2 separate regions of the Mus musculus genome follow, and region 2 is linked to region 1. The links are chromatin loops, found by intact Hi-C in ENCODE. Cell type or tissue: heart. All regions are shown on one strand. Each heading gives the region's core, and the rest is flanking DNA. Links, peaks and the distances in the headings are about the cores only.

What was found. Peaks named below come from ENCODE experiments on the same cell type or tissue, not always from the same donor. Only the 100,000 strongest peaks of a DNase experiment are listed, where the experiment ranks them.
Region 2: it touches region 1 in a loop (4-fold over the local background); 4 of 42 quality-filtered maps call a loop at or near these places.

What each region holds. Positions count from the first base shown.
Region 1 is chr3:40,522,054-40,534,638 of GRCm38, reverse strand. 1700017G19Rik (RIKEN cDNA 1700017G19 gene) reads left to right here and starts at 11,727. Exons shown (of 6, transcript NR_040445.1): 1 at 11,727-12,024. It also overlaps a transcript of Intu not described here. In heart, for the core only: CTCF peaks have their summits at 4,965 (motif pointing left), 9,079 (motif pointing right) and 10,917 (motif pointing left); no DNase peak of the experiment used is centred there; H3K4me3 peaks cover 1,206 bases; H3K27me3 peaks cover 1,183 bases.
Region 2 is chr3:40,790,581-40,803,141 of GRCm38, reverse strand. Plk4 (polo like kinase 4) reads right to left here and starts at 3,191. Exons shown (of 16, transcript NM_011495.2): 1 at 2,859-3,191; 2 at 2,047-2,142; 3 at 1,262-1,357; 4 at 1,070-1,184. The coding sequence starts at 2,888. It also overlaps a transcript of Hspa4l not described here. In heart, for the core only: CTCF peaks have their summits at 3,057 and 4,467 (motif pointing left); a DNase peak (open chromatin) is centred at 3,131; H3K4me3 peaks cover 2,348 bases; H3K27ac peaks cover 1,638 bases.

The DNA.
Region 1 (12,585 bases), core at 4,586-12,585:
ACTTTATAGTTTTGGGTACTTGATACATTTTGAATATACATATTTTTGCTGTTAACAAGAGTATGAACTTTAGATCATCCAGTCTTTTCATCTGTCTGCTGGCTTAGGTATCCACAGAACCCTTGCTCATTGGCAGACTGTAAGTTCATTACATAATTGTGTTATTATTAACCATGAGACAAAACTGACTTTGCTGAGTTTCTGAACGTCTCTAAGAATAGCCATCCACCTGTGCTTTGTTTTACAGCTCAGGGGACAGTGACTAACACCATCCCTTATGTTTGAAAGGACTTTATGTTCATAAACCTTATGTTCATTGCCAAGTCGTCAGAAATTCACAGTACCGTTCTGATGTGGGTGTCACTCATGTTATGGAAGAAGTTACTATGTTGCCAAGTTACATGGCTCTACACCAGAAATACCACTCCGAGAAAGAGGTTAAATTCACAAAGCATATGCAAAAGCTGCTCAGAAATGTTTGGGAAATATTCATGAGTAGCATGGATAATCAAGACAACACAAAAACATTAGCTTGCCTAAGTAAAATGAATTGGCCAATACCATCCGGAAGCCTTTCTCCTGACAGACCAGAACAGACTAGGCGAAGTCCCCACTCACTGCTGAGTGACTGTCACATCAGGACTGGCACGTTCCTTCTAGTATCTTTCTCAACCGTAAAGCAATCCAGCGCTGTGGGTTTTGAAAACCATATTTGCAATGGGAAACACACAAGTCATTAACAAACACCTGGAAGGCCTAGCTTTTACGTTTAAATGTAAAAATAAAACGAAACACTGTATTCTTTCCTTCAATCTGAGCTTCCTATGGGCTCTTTAAGGCAGTTGCCAAAACTTAGTGGATGATTTACAAGGTATTTATTTCTTTTTATTCTTCACCAGTTTCATATGCATATAATGAATTTTAGTTTGTTTCACTCCCTATTGTCCTGCCTTGTCTCCTCTCTGCTAAGACCCCTTTCTCTTCCTTTAAGTAGAGTTACCCACTCTCCTACTTTCAAGTTTTTGGATGTGTTTGCAGCCCACTGGGTTGCCTGCACATGCAAGAGATGTTTCTAAAAGGAAAACATAAAAAAAAAAAATGATGCCAAAACAACTTTAAAACACAGATTATGCACTGACGTAGTTCATGAGAATTCGGATAGATGGATAAATATGATCTAAAGGTTTTTGTATTATATCCTTACTAAACTTTATATATGCAAGCAAAGGATATTTAAAAGGATGAATATGTTGGAAAATATACCTTCGCCAAGGGGGAGAGAAACTGACACGTGGCAAGTTTTTAAACAGTGTTTTGGAAACACAAAATGACAATAAAATACAGAATAATAGGACACACACAATGCAATGCAAAGCTGAAAATGATTTTCATACTCTGTTAAGATGAAATCACTGTTAGCCACGGTACTGACAAACTGAGCTTCAGAGTCCATGCCCCGGCAAAGGGGAGCTGTTATTTGTAATTCAGATGGAGTGGCTTTTCAGTCTAATGTTGAGCAGGTGCATTCCAGAAATACTTATTCTGAAATGAGCACCTCAGTGTGAGGATTAGAGTATAAACTCTCCCTTCCCCGTCACTCAGGCAGGCTTGTGCTCTCCATTTGAAGTCCAGTGGTGTTAATAAGTTTGGATTTTTTTTCCTACTAGACATTTCAAACAAGAAAAATATGAAGAAATTCTGTTGCAGTGGAGTCAGGTGCTTAAAACAGATTTCCTTCCCAGGCTGGCCAGCCTCACAGCGTGAGCGTGAATGCTGCCTTACAGAGACTACTACCCGGGGTCGCTCCTGAACTGTATGCAATGTTATCAAACGCAAGGAGGAATCATCCTTGGGAATTTACCTCCTGGTTTGACAATATTTCATTCTACATGGCAACAGCTGTTTTGTGGGGTGGAGAGTGGGGTCCAGAGAACTTCAAGTTTCTCAAGTGGAAGAAATCCAACTTTAAAACCCCTTGCATGAAGCGGCCTCCTCCCTCACGCTTCCTACAGCTCATATGGTTTTGTACAAAGACTTAAAAGGGTCACTTGAAACGTTTACAGATGACAGAACTCACGTAAACCTTCTCTCCCTTACCACAAACGTGTTCACCAGAAGCTCATTTACGTCTGAGTCCCCCTCCCATCATGTCTCATTAAGGCCAGGCCTTACGAGTTAACATCATTCACTGTTATGCTTGCATTCAGTCCATTCACTCTGCAAGTCAAATTTGTTCTCTTGGATTCCTTTCTCATCAACAAACCCATCGCCTGCGATAGGCGTGGGTTTTAATCTTTGTTCGTCAATTTTGCATAAATGATAGGGTTGGATAAGCTAATGGAAAGTTGGGGTTCTCTTCCTTAGGAGAACTCCTTTGCTGTGCGGTTAATGTTCCGCGGTGCTAAGAGGGTGGGGCGAAATTCGATTTATTAAAAAAGAAATTCTTTCTAATCCCTCTCACAAAGTCCAGGCAAAGCTCCCAGTTTCCTCCCCAAATCCCTGCAGAAAGTGCAGAGCAGCGTGACAGAGACAGCTTAGGTTCTTATAGTCCAGAGCATTGGCACTGGTCTAGAGTCTCTGCGAGTCCCCAGAACCCACTCTGGGATAGGAGCCCTGCACCTAGCCGAACCCCGCCGCTGCGCCCAGCCTGGTTGCATCCCCGGAGCCACACTGACCTGTGTAGCAGGACGCGCTGCACCGAGTCCAGGTCCTCCAGGTTGCGGGGCGCAGGCTTGGGGATGCTGGTCCTTCCGCCCCCCTGAAACATTCCTGTAGGGAGCCGCCTCGAGGGCGAGCCTCGGGTCGGCGGTGGGTGTCAGCGGGTCCCCAGCTCGGCTGAGGTTCTGATGGAGGACACAAATGTCCGAGTGTCACCGTGGGTCCGTATGCCCTGGGATCGCCCGCGGGAGCGATCGCTCAGTCCTGGCAGGTGGACGCTCTGGGAGCGCAGCCCAGGTCCCCAAGGGCCAGGGTGACCCGCGGCTCCTCTCTGTGCTGGACGTCCCCGAGACCGCTCTGGGAACCACGCTCCAGGGGCACTCTCTCGCCGCCTAGTGCGCGCTCCGCGCCTCACCCAGAGTTTGCCGACCTTAGGCGGCCCCAGCTTTGGACACCGGTGTCCAGGCGCCGCCCCAGGGAAGGACACTGTCACCTGAGGCCACCAAGGAGCCTGAAGAGGAGGAGGTGCTTGCGGGACAGATGCGCCTGCCCTGGGGCTGTGTTGCGGACTGAGTTGAGAAGAGAAGCCAGATGCCCCTGTGGGTGGGAATTTAAGCACTTTAACCATTTGCGTGCCGTTCTGGTGGCGCTCTCCTTTCTTTCCCCTGACTCAGAGGCTGAGGCAGAGGATAGTTAACAGTTGGAGGCCGGCCTGCTTTATGTAGGGAGTGCCAGGCCAGTCAGGGCTACATAACAAGGCACTGTCCCAAAACAAACAAGCAAAAATCAAAACAAGTAATCATGTACATTACATGGGTACGGTGTGAAAAGTGACTTCAAGCCTGATTGACACGAGCCTTTTATCCTCCGTGGGTGATAGGGTTGAAATATACTTGACCTCAGTTGTCCCTTGGTTCCAAAGCAGCATGTACCCTTGCACCCTGTGGTCAGGAGACAGAGAAGGGAAAGAGGAAGAAAAAACGGAAGCTTAGCTCAATGTACGGGGGGGGGGGGGGGGGGGGATGACCCACAAGTGACTTCAAGTTCTGTCCCGAACCGGAGTCAGCATCAGACAGAATGATTGTGAGAAGTAGGAAGGTGTTTTCAAATGTGGCATATCACTGATGTCAGAGATACAGACTAATAATTGATCATAGGTTAATTTTAATCCCAAGTAGATGGGGCTTGACCTGCGTTGTAGCCAAGTCATCCCACGTAAGTCTTTTCTCCTGCAGAGAGGTTTTATCACAATGTATCTAAACCTTTGCTCACCTCTCCTTCCTGCAGTGTTTCCTTGGCTGTTCTACATACTCTTTCGTCTGGTGGTCTTCTTCAACTGAGTTTCCCGGAAGCTGAAGTGTTTGTCTTTTGATTCAGAAACTGATCCAAGGAAACAAAGAATGAGATGCTTATCAAAGTATAATTTTTATAGCAAAAGTGTGAAGGGTAAGTATTAATAATTAATAAACAGTATAACAAATATTAAAAATAAAAAATAAATAAGCATAATTGATCATTGTTTGATGGCAATAAAATAATGATTCAAGTTTACGTACATAGGCAAGATGCAGACTTTCATATATTCAGCTAGGTGTCTCGTTGCTATGACAAAAATACCTGACAAGGGCAATTTAAAAAGGAAGGATTTGTTCTGGGTCATAGTTGGAGGCGCGATGCTTTTTGAGGAGCAAGGCAGGGCAGATTGAGCAGGAGGCAGCTGCTCATGTCACATCTGTAGGAGCGGTGAGCCATGGACCTTGATGCTCAACTCACACTCTCCTTTTCATTAGCCTTGGTATCCCAGATTATGACATGGAGCTGCCCCCAATCAGGACGGGCCTCCCCTTCTCAGTTAAACCTTCCAGGAAACACTCCTTAGACACACCCATAGTCGTGTTTCCACAGCTATTCGAAATGGAGTCAAGTTGTCCGTGCAGATTATACACCACGCAGTCTTTTAGTAGCTGTGGAAGCAAAGGTCTTCTGGCACTATCATAGTTGATTGTGTGTCCCTAAGGGTATGTGGAGTTCTTAACTCCTCCCACCCAAATGGGTCCTAATTTGGAAATAGTCTTTGACTTGTAACAAAGATGAGATTATATTGAATTGGGGTTGTTCCTTAATTTGTTGGGGGAGCCTTTACAAGAAGAGAGAAAAGGGGCTGGGGAGATGGTTCATTAGTTAGGGTTCTCGCTGTTCTTGTAGAGGGACTGGGTATGGCTCCCAGCACCCAGTAACAGCCACCGGTAACTCCAGTTGTAGGCGATCTGATGCCCTCCTCTGCCCTCTGCTGGCACCAGGCACACACGTGGTGCACAGACATGCATTCAGGCAAAACACTTGTGCATAGATACACATGCAAACAAAACCACATATACACATAAAATATAAATAAATATAAAGGACACAGGAAAAAGAAGGACATGGAAGGGCATGTCAGTAAATAGAGAGGGGACAGTGTTGGACAGCAGTTATGGAGTGGTGGGTCTGTACATGTGTCAGTTTCCAGAACTAGCGTGAAATACCTGTGAGAATCCACTTATAGAGCAAGAAAGTTTATTTTGGCTTATGGTCCCAGCTGATGAGCAGGCAGACCTTTAGGGATGTCAAATGACAGTAGCAGCAGACACTTGGAAAAGCAAATTACTTGCTTCACCTCCAGGGAGAAGAAAAGAAAGAGAAAGAGACCCAGGTCCCAGAGTCCCTTAAAAGAGCCCCCAACCACATAAAGAGTCTCGTGGGTTCAAGGTTTCCCAATAGTGCCACTTTGGGGGCCAAGCCTGAAACATATGAGCCTCTTGGGACAGTCAGTGACCACACTGAAGCAGCTAGCAGAACCAAAGCACCAGAAGCCAGGCGTGGAGCCAAGTGTCCTCTGGAATTCCCCAGGGGAACTCCGTCCTTCGTACACCTTCATTTGAGGCTTCTAGTCTCCAGAGTGATGGAAAGGCACATTTCTGGTGTTTTAAGTGTCCAGTGTGCAGGGGTTTGGTATAAGCGCACGGAGCTAGCTAGTACAGCTAGCTTCCTCCATATGTGAAATGAGAGACAAGGTCATCTGCTAGCAATGGCAGGAGGCTGAAGTAGAGGTCTGAGAAAAGCCACAGAAGAGGTGAACTGTATGGGCCAGAGGAAGAGAAGGCTGACTGGAGTCACTAATGTAAAGAGCTTGCTAAGCCATTTGAGAGTTGTGATAAGCAGGACTTCTCAGCCTCTTCCCAGAGATACCACACTGTAATCCACAGGGTCTGGAAACCCTATGGGGGTATCACCCCTGTGTTATGCTAATCCTCACCGCGCAGCAGGGGATGCAGTGTGGAGACTAGCCTATGAGAGAGACCTAGTTGCAGGAGTCCTGAAAGGTAGAGAGCTCTGTGATGGCCAGGGAAAGCGAAAGCGGAGAGGGCTGGATAGATGTCTAATTGATAAAAATGCTTGCCTTGCCGGTATAGGGTTGAGTATTAGACAGCCAGAAACGGTCAAAATAGCTAGGTGTTATCAGTAGTCCTGTTTGTAGTTCTAGCCCTGGAGAGGCAGAGATAAGTGGGTCCCTGGGGTCTGCTGGTTAGCCAGCAGGGTTGGAGAATGTGTGGAAATCTCCATCTTAGCAGCTTCTCAAAGGGTCTGACTGCCTTTGTATTTTAATAGTAAATGTGCTCATTGTAACCTCGGGAGATAGATTGATTTGACGAATCTATTCTGCGTGACAGCCTTTTGGAACTTTGTCAGAAGTTGCTATGTGAACTGAGTAGAACATTATGGAGCCTGGATGACCTGGAGGGAGAGCCTTGAGAACAGCTTAACAGTGGAGAGTGAGAGAGCTGGCTGAGTGCCAGCCTGCAAATGGGGACTTTCACAATCACAAAACAACTACATTCTGCCAATGTGTGTAAACTTGGAAGATGTTTTCCCCTTTACCCACCTTTAACCCCAGGGAAGCCTTGACTTTGTTCTCTTTGAGATCCTAAGCAGAGAGCCCCTGATTTCACTAGATTTCAGAACCAGTTGTCTGGGTTGTGCCTTTTCTATGGATCAAGAGAAAATGGACACAGGGTGTTTCCAGGGGTGTAGATGGCGAGCTGCCCACGGAGCAGACCCCCCCCCCCCCACGAGTTGGGTCTGCTTGGCAGCTGCAGCCCAGACATGGGCTTCTCTACCTCGAGCTCGCCTGAGTTTCTTGCTTTTGTATATTTCTGGCTCTTTTCTTTTTTCTAAGCCATAAAACTTGGGACTCTCACTCCCAAACACACACAACTTCCTACAAAGTTCCAAAGGACTCCCACGTAGAATAGATTCATCAAATCAACCTATCTCCCAAGGTTACAATCAGCACATTTACTATTAAAAAACAAAGGCATTCGGACCCTTTGAGAAGCTGCTGAGATGGAGATTTCCACGCGTGAAGTTTATTGGGGGATGCAGGGGGTGGAGGAGGGGAATGAAGGAGTCACATGGGCAGGAGGAACACTTCAACTGCAATAGAGTCTCAGCAAATCTTCAGCCAATTCCGTGTCCTTAGCATGGGGTGGTGTCGCGGAGTTGTCCTGTACTAAAGCAAGTGGGAGAGATCCTCGCATCCAGTAAAGACATTTGCTTACGTTATTCTTTCCAGTGAAGGCGGTTACTAGGGACTCAGCAGAGGACCTACGCTGTCAGTGTCCTCAGCAGGATGAGGAATGGATGGGTTCTGAGAGAAAGGGCAAAGGAGTGGGAGGGGGTTAAAGACAGGCTCCACAGCATCTAAGGAACAAACGGAAGCTCAGTAGCCCGTATGTGGTGGTGCACACCAGCCTGTCATCCCCTCACTCAAGATGAGGCAGGCAGGTCATTCGAGGGCAGGCTGGGGTAGAGAGAGACAATTTGTCTTAAACAACAGAAGGGGATATAGAGGAAAGACGGAAGGAGGGGAGAAGTAAGAGGGGGTGGTGAAGGAGGGGGCCAGGCTTGCTCGCCTGACATGGGCTTCTTTATTAGAGGGTTATCAATAGACATTACTGCAACATCTGGATGTTGTACCGTGGGGTCCAAAGCTGGACCAAAGCAACAAGGACAGATGGAGTCTGGGTGCTTTACGACTTCCAAGACCCTTCTCCAGCCTCGCTGGTTGTCTCTGGAGTCCAAGCCACCGCTGGCTCACCCACGCAGCCTTACTGCAGTGGCCATCTGTGCTTTCTGTGCCTTAGAGAGAACATGCAGCCCAGGACAGTGAATGGCCAGCAGCTCAGTGGGCCAGTACTTGCCTAACTCATGCCGAGCTCTGGGTTCTATCCATAGCACTGTCAAAGAAAATCAAAGTCCTAATCACTGGCTTCTCTCTATGTTGTGCCCTTCTGCTGCAAGGACAACACATACCTAGCAAGTCTAGATCTTAATTGTCTAAGTAGCCAGGGCAATGTATTCACGTAACTAAGAAGTGAAGAAATGAGAGGAGATATACACTGACATAAGGCAGTGGCTGCACGGGACGCAGGTGTCTTCATGGTTACATTAAAATCATGCCATAAAATTTAAAAACTGTGCCACTTCCAAAGCCAAAGCCAAAGCCAAAGCCAAAACCAAAGCCAAAGCCAAAACCAAAACCAAAACCAAAACCAAAACCAAAACCAAAACCAAAACCAAAACCAAAACCAAAACCAAAACCAAAACCAAAACCCCACAGTATTTCAACTGATGAAAACCAAACCCTTTCTTCACAGGGTAAAACAAATCAACTGAATGATGTAAATATTAGCAAGAAACACCAGCCTGGAAGTAAATGGCTATGGACTGTTCACATGATCTAACACGTGGATTAATGCTAACCTCCAGAGACAAGGTTCCTGGACAGCCGTTTCTGGGTATCGGGAAGCCATTCTTTCAAAGGTGTTTTCTCTCTGAGTTGTATGTGTTGTTTAATTTTAAGGAAGTTATGATTGTTCAAGTCCATACTACACTTAAAAGTGCAGGCTATAATAACTTGAAAAGACCCTTCAGGTCGAAATACAAGGTGATGTCACGATGCTTTGAAGCAAGTAGGAGTCTTCCCAGTGTGCCATCGACTGTGCAGCGCAGGTCTCCTGGACCTACAGAGCACAGGGGTCTTGAACCACCCAAGCATAGAGCAAAAGTTGGACTCGCTACTTTTGAAATCTCCTGACTAGAAAGGTATTGGGGAAATTAGTGATTGGCTTTTTCAGAAACCGAAATATTGAAATCTCACTTTCTTTTAATATAGTAATTCATTTAAGGGTATGAGGGTAATAGGGTATTACACCTAGAGGAGAAAGTCTCAAAATTTTTAAAATGAGCTAGTGTGAAAAACTCATTGGCACTGAATATGGATCCTGTATCCCAATATTATTATTGTTTTAATTATATATATATATATATATATGGGCATTTTGCCTACATATCGGTTCACCATGTGCATGCAGTACCTGAAGCGACCAGAAGAGGGCATCCGGTCCCTGGAACTGGAGTTCCAGATGCTTGTGAGCCATCATCATGTGTCTTAAACGCTGAGCCATCTCCCCACCCATAATGGATAACAAAAATCAAATGAATCTTGTCAAATCTGTTTATCTTGCTTGGATATTCCTGATTTTTCAACATGTTGTTCCTTTGGATAGTGAGCACTCATAAGTTAGCTATTGCATCTGTTTAACTCACAGCATGGAGTTTTTCCATGGTTCTTGGAGGAAACGAAGACTTCTTAGTTTTGTTGGAAGACCTTCGGCAACTCGGTTCTCACAAACTCCTCTGATCTTTTATGATCACTGTCTTGATTATTTTTTGGCAATTTCATACTACCTAGCGTTACCTTGGAAGAGGAACCTCAACTGAGAAATAACTTCCATCAGATTGGCCTGTATGCATGTCTGTAGGGTATTTTCTTGGTTACAGATGGATGTGGGAGGGCCCACCGGGAGGACCCATCCCACTGTGGGTGACGTCATCCCTGGGTAATGAGCCTGGGTAGTAAGAGAAGGCAGGCTGAGCCAACCTAGGAAAGCAAGCTAGTAAGCGGTGTGTCTGTGGTTTCTACTTCAGCTCTTGCCTCCAGGTTCCTGTCCCGAGTTCGACTTACCTGGATGACAGACTGAAACCTGCAAGCCAAATAAACCCTTTCCAAGTTGCTCCTGTTCGTAGTGTTCCTCACAGAGCAGAGAGCAGACTACGTTATTCACCTTTCCCCTAGCTAGGCTGAAAACACAACGTTTAGAATTTGACATCCTCTCTCACCTGCCATTCTCTGTAAAAGCAAACTCCTCCTTAAAACCTTGTTTTAAAATTTTAATTTAATTTTAATTTTGTTCCACACTCCCCTTCTGTGGCGTCTCGGGTCAGGTGGAGTGTAGCTTCATGGCAGGGTCTTTTCTATCTCCTAGACTGCATCAGCTGTTAGATTCTCTTGCTGAGGCTCCCGAGACCCTTCCTTCCCTAGTTCATCCCGTCAGTACTCTGTCTCAGCGACAAGAAACAGATGAGGACACGCATGCATCATCTCACACTGTGTCCCGTGGTCTGTGCAATCATTAAATACCAGCTGAAAGTAAAAACTGGATTTCTAACTCCATCCTTAGCAGGTCTCTCACTGGTGTCACTGATTTTATTCTTATATTTAGGCATTTTTATTACAATATTCTTTTAAAGATCTTTCCCTGGGATCATAATGAAAGCGCCGTAAAGCACAGCACAAACCATCCTCCTCCTAACACATTCCTTCTCCTGGTCCAGGCCATGGGCTGCAGTGTGTGTTTTGTGTGCTGCCTTCTTTGGGGAGTGGGCACAGAAAGGTTGTTAAGAATACTGTTTTTGGGCTGGGGAGACAATGCAATTGAAAAAGTGCCTCCCTTAAAAAGCTTGAAGATCTGAAACCCACCACTTTTCATGCCAACCTAAAAATTTAATTTAAAAAGCAATTTATCTTTGACTTTATTTTAGTGATTTAATTGTTTATTTTGTCTTGGTGGCTTTTTTAAAAAATAGCATTGCAATTTGATCAGTCTGTGATAACTGGGAGAAAAATCAGGTTTACAAGTAGTTTGTAAATACGATGTGAAATCATTCAGGTGATTTTAAAAGATGATTTAAGAGATTTCAAACAATCAGCATAACCCATGTTAAATTAAGAAAGGACGAAAGGAAGGAAGGAAGGAAGGAAGGAAGGAAGAAAGAAAGAAAGAAAGAAAGAAAGAAAGAAAGAAAGAAAGAAAGAAAGAAAGAAAGAAAAATCCCCTTTTAGGTTTAAAAAAAGCAAAAGAGCGCCACCTTGTGGTTTTCAGAAGTAATGTCCAATTTGTATTTGCTGATTTGGAATCCTCTACAGCAAAGCTGTTGATGCAGCTCCTGAATCATATGGAATTAGTCCATCTTACGATTATCTATTTTTTTGGGGGGGGGGAAGTGTCTTGTTTTAATACTGGAAGGTTCTAGAGACTTCTCTTTCACACCTTCCCTGCACACTGCGTGTGATGGGGAAATTACACCGGACGGACAGTAGGGGTGAAATCCCTACTTTCTTTGGCTCCTGGTGAGGTCACGCCTCCCCTAGGCTGCTGACCTAGCACAGGAGGGCTGAGATAGACCGCACCCTGGGGGAAAGATGGACTCTGTCCACTTAGGACAGCTGTCCTGGACTTTTAGTTCCTTCTTTTCATGCAAACATTTCCCTTTACAGAATCCTTGTATATTCGACTCTGCTTTGGTGCCTGCTTCTCTAAGACTATCTTGAGATCCCATCTGAAAGTCTCATGGAAAGTGAGGATGTGGAGACAGGAGACTTAGATTCTAGGATTTGGACTACCTTGTTATCAGTACCTAGTGCTGAAAGGGCAGGTGTTCTAGAATACCGGTGGGCTCAGAAGCTCCAAGATCACAGGCAGTACTTCTGACGTAGCCTCTGCCTTACGTCACTGCAGCCACGATGGCTTTTGTATAACCCTGACGGTGCGATGCGTCAAGTCAAATCCCCTTCTAGAATCACACTTCTGTGAAGAGCCATGGGTGTCATCTCCGTAAACGCACAACGCATCATGTTGATTGTTACGTTTAAGCATAAGGGCCAGTTCCTCTAGGGAGACAGATTCGTTGGACTTTTATCACTGAAATGGGAAGCATGCTATTGTACCGCCACTGAGGACTGTCCGTGTTGTGCCGGGGCAGAAGAAGGTTTATGGTTCTTGACAGAAAAGCCACGGTAGTTACAGCTTTAAAAACTGCAGAACGGTCTACCGCACTCTTGCTTGTCCCCTGACACCACATGGTGCCAGGACCCTAGGAAAATAAGGTCGAGAGGCAGAGGCAGAAAGGAAACAAACAACACAGCAAGGGGGTGGAGAGTTCAGAGAGAGCCTCTGCCTTGCTGCTGGGTGACCTCAAACCTGGGTGAGTCACATGCCTTCTTTAGCTTGTTTCTGTATCTGGCAGAGAAACAAATATCCATCTTAGATTGAAGGCAAAACAAAACATCCCCTTCCCCCCAAAACCCACTTGAGAACATTTAAAACGAAGCACATTTGTCTACTGAGGTTTTATTATTATTGCTAACTTTATTTTTATGAAATTATCTGCTAAAGAAAACAATTAGGCATCTTAATCTTTTATTAGGAATTATTTGCACCCCACTCCCTCACACCTCCACCCCTCACCCCAATACCCCCACCCCATCCCCCACCTCTGCAGGCAACACTGGCTTTGAACTTGCTACATAGCTGGGCTTGACCTCCTATTCCTTCTGTTTCTACCCCTAGGTGTTGGGCTTACAGGTATGAGCCTGACTCAGAGATGTCTTTGAAATATTCTGAATCAATTATTTAAATAGAAATATTGACTTTCCTTTCCTCCTGCTCTGTAAATTATGTGGATTATTTACTAATAAAAATCATGTTATTTAATTACACTTCAAAGGTTAAGACAGAATAACTATGAGTTAATTTGAGTGCCTGA
Region 2 (12,561 bases), core at 1-8,000, 270 kb before region 1:
AATGGGGGTACAAATTGAAATTCATTTTGTATTTCATAAAAAATATTATTATGTGTGAAAAAAAGCTTTGTTGCTATGTGCATTTAAAAATCTGCATTGCAAAGATATGTTACCTGGGGAGTCTGAATCACTCCATCCTTTCAGAAGTTGACTAATAAGCTAATAAGCAATAAGTAATAAGCATAGTTCTCTGCGTTTCAGACCTTTCATATATAGTAAATGTTCATAATGTTTATTTGGAAATGTTAGTCAAAGACATTCTAAGTTATTTTCCAGATTTGAAAGGATTTTCTATAAACTGTTACTAATAATTTAATTTAAATTTGTTTTTAGAGAACAGAAGGCTTACAAATCTCTCTACTTTTGTAATACTTGATTTATAAATGCCAGTTTTGTGGGGAGTTCTCCTTTTTAAATTTAAAATAGTTTTATCTGTGGTTGGAGAGATGACACAGCTGATAAAGAGATACATACTGTTCTTGCAAAGGACCCAAACTCTATTCCCAGTATCCATGTTAACCCTCCAAGGGCAGGGACCCCTACCTACACTACATGCACATACTCATAGACAGAGGCACACTTATACACATGCCTTAAAAACAGAAAAGAAATTGTTGAGGCTGAAAGGATGGCCCAGTGGATAAGAGTCCTAGCTCACCACCCAGAGGACCTGGATTCACAACACTCACATGGTACCTCACAATCAGGTTCCAGGGGATCTAATTTCTTCCTCTGAACTCCCTGAGCACCAGGCACACATACAGTGTACAGACACACAAGCAGGTAAAGACTCAATACATGCAAAAAAATAAAATAAAATAAATTTAAATATGTATTACTAATCTGGGTGTAGTGGCTTATACTTTTAATCCCAGCACTCATGAGAGAGGGGTAAACTGTGAGTTTGAGACCAGCCTAGGACAGCCAGAGTCCTTGCATCAACAAAACAAAATTACACAAATGTTATAAAAATACCACATTTTTCAAAACCACACATTGAAAAGCCAAGTTTTACCAAACAGAACAGAGAGAGACAAATTCCACACCCCAACCCCCAAAAGACACCCACCTTCCCTTTCTGAGAAAGGCTTCATTCTGTTCTTCAGATATCTGTTCATTTCTCCATTGTGGCACATTTCCAATACCAGGTAGACATAATTGTTATCTTCAAAGTAATTATAGAGCTAAAACAGAAAAGGGTGCCGTCAACTATACGAACATCCAGCTTTCCTTAACTACTTTAATACATCTGGTATCTTACCTCCAAGACAGAGGGGTGTTTCAACTGGCAATGTATTTTCACCTCATTTTGGACTCTCTGTACCATTCCAGCTTTGTACATGGCTTTCTTATCTATCTAAAAATAAGAGGGCAGATTTATTTGTTGATTTTTATGGTTGTGGCTTGATCTAGAGCCCTGTGCATGCTAGAGAAAAGCACTCTACCACCTAGCTATACCCCTAAGCCCAGACAAAAGCTCAAACAACAACCTATAATTGTAAGAAGTCTTTTTTTTTTAATATAGTCTTTGAAGTCAGTTTACTCCTATCTGTGCTCTGCCCTCGACCTAACAGAGTACATTCCCAGTATGTCCAGTGCATTTATGTGATAGCAGAGATTGGCCCTGGAGTTAGGATTTTCTTTTTCCCAACTCTTCAGAACTGGGATCACAGGCTGACCATAATGGTATTCTTGGACCGTTACAGCCACAAATGAGCATATTATTATTATAAATTGCTGACTTCTCATTACCTTAAGTATTCATAGCAACAAAATGTACTGGTCTCCTGAACCCTAGTAAAGTATAAAACTTCACTTAAGCAAGGTTAAGAGTCTCTTAAATGTCCTTAAATTCAGATGCTGTACTTAACAGCTGTCTTTTGGTTATGCAATGTATTATGCAATTATTACAAATGCACACATTTGGCAGGGTGGCAAGGTGCAGTCTTTAGCAGATAATGAGTGGGACATTTTAAATAGCATGCCTTCATTGCTCTCTAGTACCTTGCAAAAATACTGAAGAAACAATAACTAATACATTCTTACCATTTTGATTGCAACTTCCAAACCAGTGTGTATGGACTCAGCTCTGTAGACACCAGCAAATGATCCTTTACCGAGTAGATTTCCAACCTTAAAGTCCTTTTAAAAAAAAAATTAAGGATTACACGTGAGGAATCGCAGATCTAGAAAGTAAGAAAGTTGGGTAGGGGATGGGATGTGAAATGGGCCAAAGAGAAAAGGAGACATGGTTCAAGCAGCTGCCACACCTCGATGATGCAGGTGTCTGGGGTGGAAGGCATCTTGACGCTCTGAGAGATTTTCTGAGCTCCCTCCCTGATGGAGGCTAAGGACTCTAATGAGCTGGTTAGCTCGGGTCCCTCCTCTGGCCCACCAGGTTCCCGCCGCAGCTCCCGCCACGGTAACCGCCATCCCCGGGGAGGGGGCAAGCGGAGCGCGGCTTTGGAGGCGGGAGTGCGGACCCGACGCCAAGGGACCAGGACCGGGCGGGGCCCGCAGCTGGAGACACACCTGCGGGGTACAAGGCGCTCCCCTCCGGGCGGGGCTCCAGGGGGCGGGTCGCTTCGCCTGTCCCTCGGCGATCAGCCCCGCCACCGCCACCGCGCCTGCCCGCCTCATCCCCGCTTTACTAGTGTCACTGAGCACCAGTGAGCGCCTGAGCCAGACTGGGCCTCAGCCTCAGCCCGCTAACCCGTCTGGTCTCCCGTGTGTTTGTGCCGAGCCACAATGGACCTCCCCTCAGCACTGCGCTCGGTTCACCTCAGCTCACTGGGTCCCGGAATACCAGAGTCCGCCTCCATCGGACCTTCCCTCAGCTCCGCGCCCGCCGGCCTCACCTCGATCCTCTCCCCGATGCACGCCGCCATGTTCCCGAGCCGCCGGCGCCCGGGGCTCGGCCTTCTCGCAGTCCCTCCGAGGCAGCGCTCCGAGAAGCCAGCAGGTCTTGGCGCCCATCAGGACGCCTTCTCTACGCCGCCGCTGGCGACGCCGCCAACGCCACCGAAAGGTACCCCCGGTACCTCCCGAGGCCTGGGCGGCGCCCCGGAGCTCCCATTTTGAAAAATTCCCGCCGGTCTCCGAACGAGCCAGCCTGGCGGTGACGTCAGCACACTCTCCACTTCTTAGAGGCGGAGACCGACACGCATGCGCAGCAGGGGCTTTCCCTCGCTCTAGGCCGGAAGTGGGTTTTAAGTTTGACGGAAAGCGGTCAGTGTACGACTGACCGTAGCGCGGACGCTAATAATAGGTTACGTTTTGACCTGAAGGATAATAGGGCTTTGGCTTCCCGCAGAAAGTCTTTTAAATAAGTGTGTAGGTTTGGCCTAAAGAGAACTAGGGGGAAAAGTCCATTACTTTCCTTAGAACAGCCCCGAACCCGCCAGCCCACCATGTACACCGTTGTGCCATTTTCCTTTTTTACAGCTATTAATGTGTGGTGCTTTAAGATGAACTGTATAGGGAAAACACCGACTCTAAAGTAAAAAAAGCCTGGGGATGTACCTAAGTGGTAAAATGCTTTCCAAGCGTGGACATGTCCTTGGGTTCTAGTTTCTTCTTTCCCAGCAACCCGCTGCCCGGACAGATATTAAAGGTTGGACACAGCGACGCACTGGGGTTGAGTCAGTCCATTCTTGGACTCTAAGGAGTTCCAGGCTAACCTGGGCTACCAATCTTACAAATTTATTTTGAGCCATATGTGAGTGACCTAGGCTAAGTCATTTTCCTCTAAAAATGTTTTGAAGAAAGAGTAGTGGTATGGATCTTTACATTAGTTGCTAGTAAATAATCCGACAGGGGTTTGCTTTTTAGCCTAATTGTTTTGAGATTTTTTAATCAGATGCAAAAAGATCCAAAGTAGTGACTTGTTTTCTGAAGATCCTCAATAGTGTGTTCTCTCTGTGTCTGTGTTTTATCTCAACTCCTAATAGTGTTCCAATCCAGGTCTAGATTGCTATCCCCAAATGCCAGTGATTCCAGGACAAGAAGTGAGGCAAGGAAAGATTCATTTGGAAAGACAGCAAATCAGAGATGATGGCACCTGGGTGGTCAGGGGGTCTATCAACAAAGATGAGTCGTCTTAGTGGGGGCCTGTGTCTCCAAGGGCAATTTATAGTTAGGAATAAGAGGAATAGGCTAGCGGGCACTTTTAAAAGGTTCTATGCTGAGTGAGGTCCTCATTTAGGACCTTTTTGTCTTTGGCTGCAGTATCCTTGAGACAATTAAGGCCAACCTCCACACATATTTAAATGAACACGTTATCCTGCAAGCAAGGCATCACTTCACAAGTTTCATGCTTTTCAGACACTGTGCACATCTCAGGGGTAGGAGATACCGACATAGTGAGTGAGACCTAGCTGCTGTGGGAGAGAGCCATATTTGCCTATCAGTACTCAATGCTGTCAGCTAGCCTCCTGTTATCCACGTCCAGGGGCTCTGATGCCACCTTCTGGCTCCTATCGACATAGCACTCATGTACACAAACCTATACTCACATAAACTCACGTTATAAAAATAAAATCTACAAACAAAAAAGCTGATCTCATGTACAGAACTTTCTCAAAGCTGTTTGAAAACAAAGCACCGTGCCTGCCGGATGGAGCTTGTGTGAAGATACTTTATAATGAACACGTAATTTACGTACACACAGGAATGATTGCACATCAAAAACAAAAACCTGCAATTTAATGGATTCATTTGTAGTTTAAGGAATGTTTACATTCATAGAAGCACTCTCAATTTTCAACATGATTTAACATTCTAGAATTCTAATTTCAAGCACACTGGCATATTAGAATTTCCCTTGCAGTGTCTTAATAGGCAAATAAGATTATTATGACTCAGGGTCATGCTATGCACCTCAGGCTGGCCTTGAATTCCAGAGCTAGATTTTAGATGTGTGCTACCCGATCTAGTTTCATAGATGATTTAGACTGTTGCTTAAAAGTCTTGCAGATGTCTTTGGTATTCCTGGGCTTTATTTTGTGGCCTCAGAGTTTTTGTAAATATTTCACATGTATTTAAAGTTTATCAGAGCCCATTAATAGTCTGTTGATATAAATCCATGCCCTCGTTACTTTTTGTTGCTTTATATATTTGCCTTGTGTTATCACTTCATTGTCAGCTGCAGTCTATGTTCTCAGACCTGTGTCAGAGCTCATATATATTTCTAATGAATTCTCTATAATCAAAGAATACCCTCTTTATGCTCTAAAGTTTTAATTTATACTACTCATATTTACAGAAACATTTTTTTAACCTGTAGAATCATTTTTTCTTAGCCTTTCACTTACCTTTTTGTATGTTCTTAGCATAACTTTTTCTCTACTACATCTTTTTTTTTTTTGGATCTTCTATAAGCCACAAATACTCTTCAAACTGGCAAATATGATGTCATTAAAGTAGCTATCAGTGTTTAGGTTTTTATTTACTTACTAAGACAAGGTCTCTGTAGACCTGACTTTGTACTTACTTGCAATGGACACCCTCCCTCTGTTTCACTAGTACTCACCTGGCTACTAGACTTTTTAATGTGATTTCAATGTTTTCTTCTTTTAGCAATGGATTACAATTTAGTTTATGTTATCTTCTATTAATTTTATATTCTTGTCATCTCTGATCACTAAGGAAATCAGTTTTATCCTGTTGACAGTGAGATTAAACAGGTGGCCAAAGCATCACTGCGGAAAGTGTGCTCACTCTGCTGACATCATGCTGCCTGTGAGACTTCCGGGCTGTGTGAACCATCTTGAATCTATGTCTTTATCCAAAGGGGGAAATTTTGTAGATAAGTTAGTAAAGACATGCTTATAACAGTCCTTTCTTACCTCTAAAACATTCTCCTTCCTCATATTACCTAACTAGAGAGCTTTTTTTTTTTTTTAAGAAACCCTTTCAAATTTTCAACTCATGAACAGCTGACTGTAGCTTAACCATCTAAGACTTTTAGAATATGTGCATTTCATTGAGACTTTGAGACTGGGTTTCTCTGTGTAGCTCTGGCTGTCATGGAACTTGTTCTGTAAAGCAGGTGAAGAGATCTGTCTCTGCCTCTGGAGTGCTGGGATTAAAGGAGTGCACCACTACCACCACTCTGTGGCTGAGATAATTTGGAAATTTAAAGTGTATGACATAAATGTTTTTCTAGATTGAGGATACATATCCTTTTTTTACAAGCTATCTTAATCCCCCCAGAAGATTAATATTGCATATATTATATTTATTTTTTTATCAGGAACAGCAATTATTTTTATTAGTATGTTCCTTTATCAGGAACACACACACACACACACACACACACACATTTTATTAGGAACAGCAGTTACTTTTGTATCCGGAACTGATCTTGAGACACAGAATTCGTCCTGCCTCTGCTTCCCAAATACTGGGATTAAAGACGTACACTACCACAGCGGGCTTTGAGATGTGGTCTCTCACTAAACCTGTAGGGATCTAGGGATCTCATGAGTCCATTTCCTCAGTGCCACTAACCCTAGTTTTGCTTTGTTTTAAGTGGGTGCTCTGGATCCACACACTTGCACTTGGATTTTAATGAGACATCCCCCAGCCCCAGGAACAGCAGTTCCTTTTTATTTTACATGCATGTTTGCATGCACATGCATGTCACAGTCAGGACAATTTTGTACAGTTGGTATCACTCCTTCCATCATGAGATCTAGGGCGTAGACTCAGATCCTCAGCCTTGCAGAGCAAGTTGGTTGAGCCACCTCACCAGCTCCAGGAGCAGCAGGTCCTAAACAGAGGACCTGGGCAGAAATTCTTCTCAACCTGAGAAGTTCCAAAGCTTTACTTCACTCTCAAGCTTTTGTCCATTACCACATCTAAAACTCAAAAATGACCATATGACTCTTCAGAATCAAGTGTCTGAAAATTACTTAAAAGCCCCATTGTTTTGCAAGTTCCTTATTTAAGAAGATTTGGTGACTTGTCATCAGTGTTTCATACAGTGAGTAAAGTCCAACACTTAAACATTAAACCTCTGGTGTGCAAAACTCATGGTTCAAGTAGCAGGTAGAATATGTATTTATTATTATTACATGACTTCTTGACAATGTGGACCAACATCCAAAACTGAATTGCATTTATTATCATTTGTTAACTTGTTTGCTAGTATGAAGATGCAATTTACATACAATGTTTTATATGCTTCTATTATTCCATATGCAAACATTTTGTGGATATATTTGTGAACCAGTCAAATTCCAAAATGATATTTATAGATTATCAATTAACATTGGAAGCCGTTCTTATGTCTGTTCATGTCTGTTATGTCAAAATTATTTTATAGACATGTCACATTTGATTATAGTTTTCTGCACTGCTTTGCAAACAGAATTGAGAGATCAAATGTACAGTTTTTCTAAAAGGAAGAAAACTAAGACTAGTTACTAAGCACTAAACTGTCAAAAGTCCTTGTACAGGGACAGTGGAGTGGAGTCCCTTTGTACATGGTTGTAATAATGGTTGTGAGATGACTGGAAGACTGTTTACCAGAACTGGACAATCTAGCTCAGTTTTCATTAAAAACTGTTCTCGCTGGGTAGGGGTGGCACATACTTTTGTCCCAACATTCAGGAGACAGAGGCAGGAGGATCTCTGTGAGGCAAGTGTGGTTTATATAGTGAGTGTTTCATTTCAGGACAGCCAAAGCTACACCAGACCAAAACCAAAACCTTTTGTGCAATATGCTGTAACACTACACAGTTAACAGTGGCTTCCTTCCTCCCAAATCTAAGAGATGACCATTTCATGTTAGGACTCTCCTTCTAAGACACTAAAGCCACAAAAGTTTATTTTAGAGAAAAAGTGTACACACTGTAAAGCTAGTTTTTTCATCTTAAATTGCTTTTTAACATGTACATTCTAAGCAGGCTGACATGATTTTAAAGGTGTTTTTTACTTAATCTCTCAGAAGGAACAAACTTAGAAAACTTAAAAAAAAAAGATGTAGAGTGCTTTTTCTTAATCAGAAATCAAAGATGTCTGTTTTTTACTTTGAACTTCTAACCCTTGTTATTTTGTTTTTTTTTCCTTGTTATTTTGTAATACTTAACAGACAACATTCACAAACTGACTTCTTTTGGTCCAGAACCACTTCAATGCCACTATTAAAACTGGAGATATTGAATATGCAATATTCATCCTGGTTTATTACATATTATATATGATGTAAGAACTCCAAATCCTGACTGTAAGGTTTAGTATTAAAAAGGAAACAAAAGGCTGGTCAAGGTGGCACACACTCAATTCCAGCACTCAAGGCTGAGGCAGGAGGATTACAAATTGGAGGCCAGGCAGGACTACATATCTAGACCTCATCTCAAATATAAAGGGAAAGGGACTCAAGTTATCTAAACTGCTAATTTAATCATCAATGTGGCAGATGCACGCTTTAAATATCATAGAAGAGTTAAAGGAAAATAAATTGTAAGAGCAATGCATTTGAAAACACTTTAAATGACATTTTACACACAAACTGATTGTGAAAGCTAGTTATTTAAATTCTATAATATAATTTAAGGCATGTTATATCTCACCATCTCTTTAGGATAAGTATGTTTTTTGGTGTGTGTGTTCTTTTAATAATCATCCTGTGACTTGGGTGACATAGCATCATACTCCAAGCAAGCATCATGTTATTTTCAGTACCATGGATATGACTGCATCTTGCATCAGATGGTCATGATTTAGTTACTATGTTTGGCTCCTTGACTTGAAAGCTCCCATTTCAATATATTGTTAACAAATATGTCCCTGCCTCTTTTTACTATTTATTCTTATAATTTGCTAGAATCATCCTTAAGAATCCAGTTAGCTAACTGGAGAGATGGCTCAGCAGTTAAGAACACTGGTTTCTTATCCAAAGGTCCTGAGTTCAATTCCCAGCAACCACATGGTGGCTCACAACCATCTGTAATGGGATCTGATGCCCTCTTCTGGTGTGTCTGAGACAGCCACAGTGTACTCATATACATAAATCTTAAAGCAACCACATGGTGGCTCACAACCATCTGTAATGGGATCTGATGCCCTCTTCTGGTGTGTCTGAGACAGCCACAGTGTACTCATATAAATAAATCTTTAAAAAAAAAAAAAATCCAGTCAGCGAGGCTGCTTTTGCAGTCGTACAAGGCTGGCTACTTCCACAGTTTTTCTTTTTTTTTTTTTTTTTTTTTTTTACTTTCCTTTGAAGCAGTTTGATTTTCAACATTCTTAACATTCTAGAAGCCCCTTTACTGTCTAAAATAACTAAGAATTTGGCTATGTTTAGTGGTTTGAATGAGAATGGTTCCCATAGGCTCATATATTTGAATGTCTAGTCACTAGAGCCCAGAACTGGTTTGAGGAAGATTACAAGGATTAGGAGGTGGGGTCTTTTGAAGGAAGTGCATTACTGGGGGTGGACCTTGAAGTTTTAAAAGAGCATATAAGGCCCAGTGTCTATCTCTCTCTGTGTCTCTCACGCCTGTAGATCAGGATGTATCTCTCAGCTACTTCTCCGGCACCATCCTGCCTGCCTGACACCATGCAAATAAACTCAACTCTGAAACTATAAGCAAGCCCCCAACTCAACACTTCCTTTTATATGAGTTGTCTTTGTCATGGTGTCTCTTTACAGCAATAGAACAGTGTACTAACACATCATGAAACTTAACAAAGATTTGGCAGTACTGTAAGTCCAGTACTAGTTTGTTAGGAGACACTGAATATGTGAAAAGAATATATTTTTGGATATTGTATGTTTATTTTATGTGAATGAATGTTTGCCTGAGGTGCCTGCTGGGGCTAAAAGATGGTGCTGATTCCTCTGGGAATGGAGTTACAGGTGCCTGTGAGCAGTCATATGGGTGCTAGGAATTGAACCTTGGTCCTTGGGGAAGAACAACCAGTACTCTTGACTGTTGAGTTATCTTTCCAGATCCAAGAATTTTGTGTACTTTAAAGAGAAATATGATGGTTAAACAACTACCATTTGTAGTTAAAATGCTGGTCTTTGATTTATATTAAATTTGTTATTTTAAAAGAAAATCTTGTATGCTTCCTTGGAATTGCTTTTAAAATATTTAGATTAAATCTTGACAAGAAACCATAAAATAAATGTTTAAAGTTGATAGTCTTTTGGTCAAATATCTGTCCTCTAAAATTTCCTGGCTGCTTAAAAATTATTTAGTTTGTTAAAGGGTTGTTAAAAATATGGAACCGAGAAAGAGGGTACCAATTATTAGAACCAGACTCTATAAGTACCTTTCTTTTGTGTTTCTTGTAAGTCATCCACATCTTCAAATATGGTCTAAAAAATCAATTAGCTCACTCATTACATTTTATACAACCAAATATTCCAAAACAAAGTATATATATCTAAAATGAGTCACCTCTAGGCCTTCTAAAATATGACACTTTTGTTGTTGTTGTTGCTTAGGGTTCTATCCCAGAGTTAAGAGTGTTAATGAGGCCCCCTATGCCAGAGCTGTCCCCACCCCCAGCTCTGTTTCATAAAATTAGTACAAAGGGATTAATTTGTCTGAGTTACTAAACCCCTAGGTATCAAATACTTGAGAATGCCCCTGGAATTGTTTCAAAGGTCACCATCACATTCAAATGTATAAGAATGGAACAATGATTTTACTTAGTTTAGGGCACACTGATCCAGCTGACCACTCTGTCAAGGTCTCCCACATTTTCAGGTGGATTTCTCCTCAGCCACAGATGTGCTAATTTTGATAAAATGCGTAAAAACATTTTTTTTGTTTTGTTTTTGAGGTAGGGTTTCACTATGTATCATTGACTGGTCTAAAGCTCCTTATGCAGACCTGACTGGCCTGAACTCAAGAAACCTGTTTGCCTCTGCTTAAGGAGTGCTAGGATAAAAGGCATTTGCCACTGTGAGTAGCTTAACACTGTCTTTAAATTGATTACTGAGCTCTATAATTTAAAGATGTCTTGATAGGAAATAATCACTTGATACCCACCTCCAACCCAGCAAAACTGACATGTTATCCTAGTACCTGAATTGCTTGATGTTTGTAGCTTTTTAGAATTTAAGGGTTCTGTCCACTGCTAAAGAATTGTTTTCTGGGGTAGAATCTTAGTGTAAGTCAGCATGGCCACAGGAAAGTTCAGACTCCTTCCATCTCCACTCCTGGGTACCTACTCTCTATCTTGTAGCATGAGTTCCTTTCTTCCCTTCCTCCCTCCTTTCCTTCCTTTCTCTTTTTCCTTTCTGTATCATTTAACAGTCTTTGTATAGTTGGTTATTAAGGATTTATCTCTTTTTTCAGGGAGCAGATGGCTTGAGGCAGGTTTCTCTGTATTGCCTGGTGTCTTGGAACTTGCTCTGTAAATCAGGCTTACCTCAAACTCAGGGATCTGCTTGCCTCGCCTCCTCAGTCCTGAGACTAAAGGTGTGTCAATCCACACCTGGCTTAATGGTAGGTTTCTTAAAGGAAGATAATTTGTATTTTCAGAATTAAACCATACTAACTTATATTTTTATTTTCTATCCATTTTTAAACAGTATGATGGGTAGTAACATTGCTTTGGCTATGTATTCTTTAAAATTGCACCTTTTTTGCTTTGGAAACACTTGCATCTAGTATTACCTATTTCAATGCATATTAAAGATGAGGTGAATCATACGATTTACACAAAACTACTATGGAAAATACATTTTCTTTCTTTTAAATAGCATAGGGATTTTTTAAAATTCACATTAAATTGGTAAAATATATAGATTATCTTTGTATGTATTAAACTTATTAAATGAGATATTATATAATTGTATATTTTTTTTTCTCTGACTAAAACATTAAACTATTTGAAAGTAACTTAACAGCAGGATGGAAAACTTGAGGCTCCACTGGACATTCGGGTGCAGGGAGAGATGTTTCTTCTACTTCCAACCGGTCCTAAGGAACAGCTCCTTACGGAATGTAAGTGATAACCAGGAAGCAGCTATAAAATCTGTGTGGTTATATATTCCCTTTACAATCATGATTTTTTTTCTGAAATGGACCTATGTATATATTTACCATACAAATTAAAAGTAACTGATATCTACTTAAAATGTATTTCTTCATTTATTGGATCTAATGGTTTCTCTATAATAAAAGATATAGACATTTAAAATATGTTGGAAATATATGATTTTCTTAATAAAAAAAGGGATGGTATCTACCCCCAAAATCTGACTAAAAATTCCTGCAAAATGACCACCCTACCCTCCTCTATTCTCTTTTCAGTGCAGACTACATTGTAGGAACAAAATCTCTATTAGAGAACTCATTTGAGAAATGACTATCCCTAAAGATAGTATACTCTCGGTCTTTAGCTACTTAAGAAAAAGTCAGTATTGCATTTAGTATAAAGATTTAGCTTTGGGAAAACAACGAGCCTCTGAAAATTGTAACTGAAGTTGGACTTCAGTTAAGACCATTAGGAACACAAGGGCCCATGCATTTTGTCTTGCTTCTGTCCCTTGAAAACTGAAACATCACCCCAGCCTACCCCATGGTTAAATAAAAC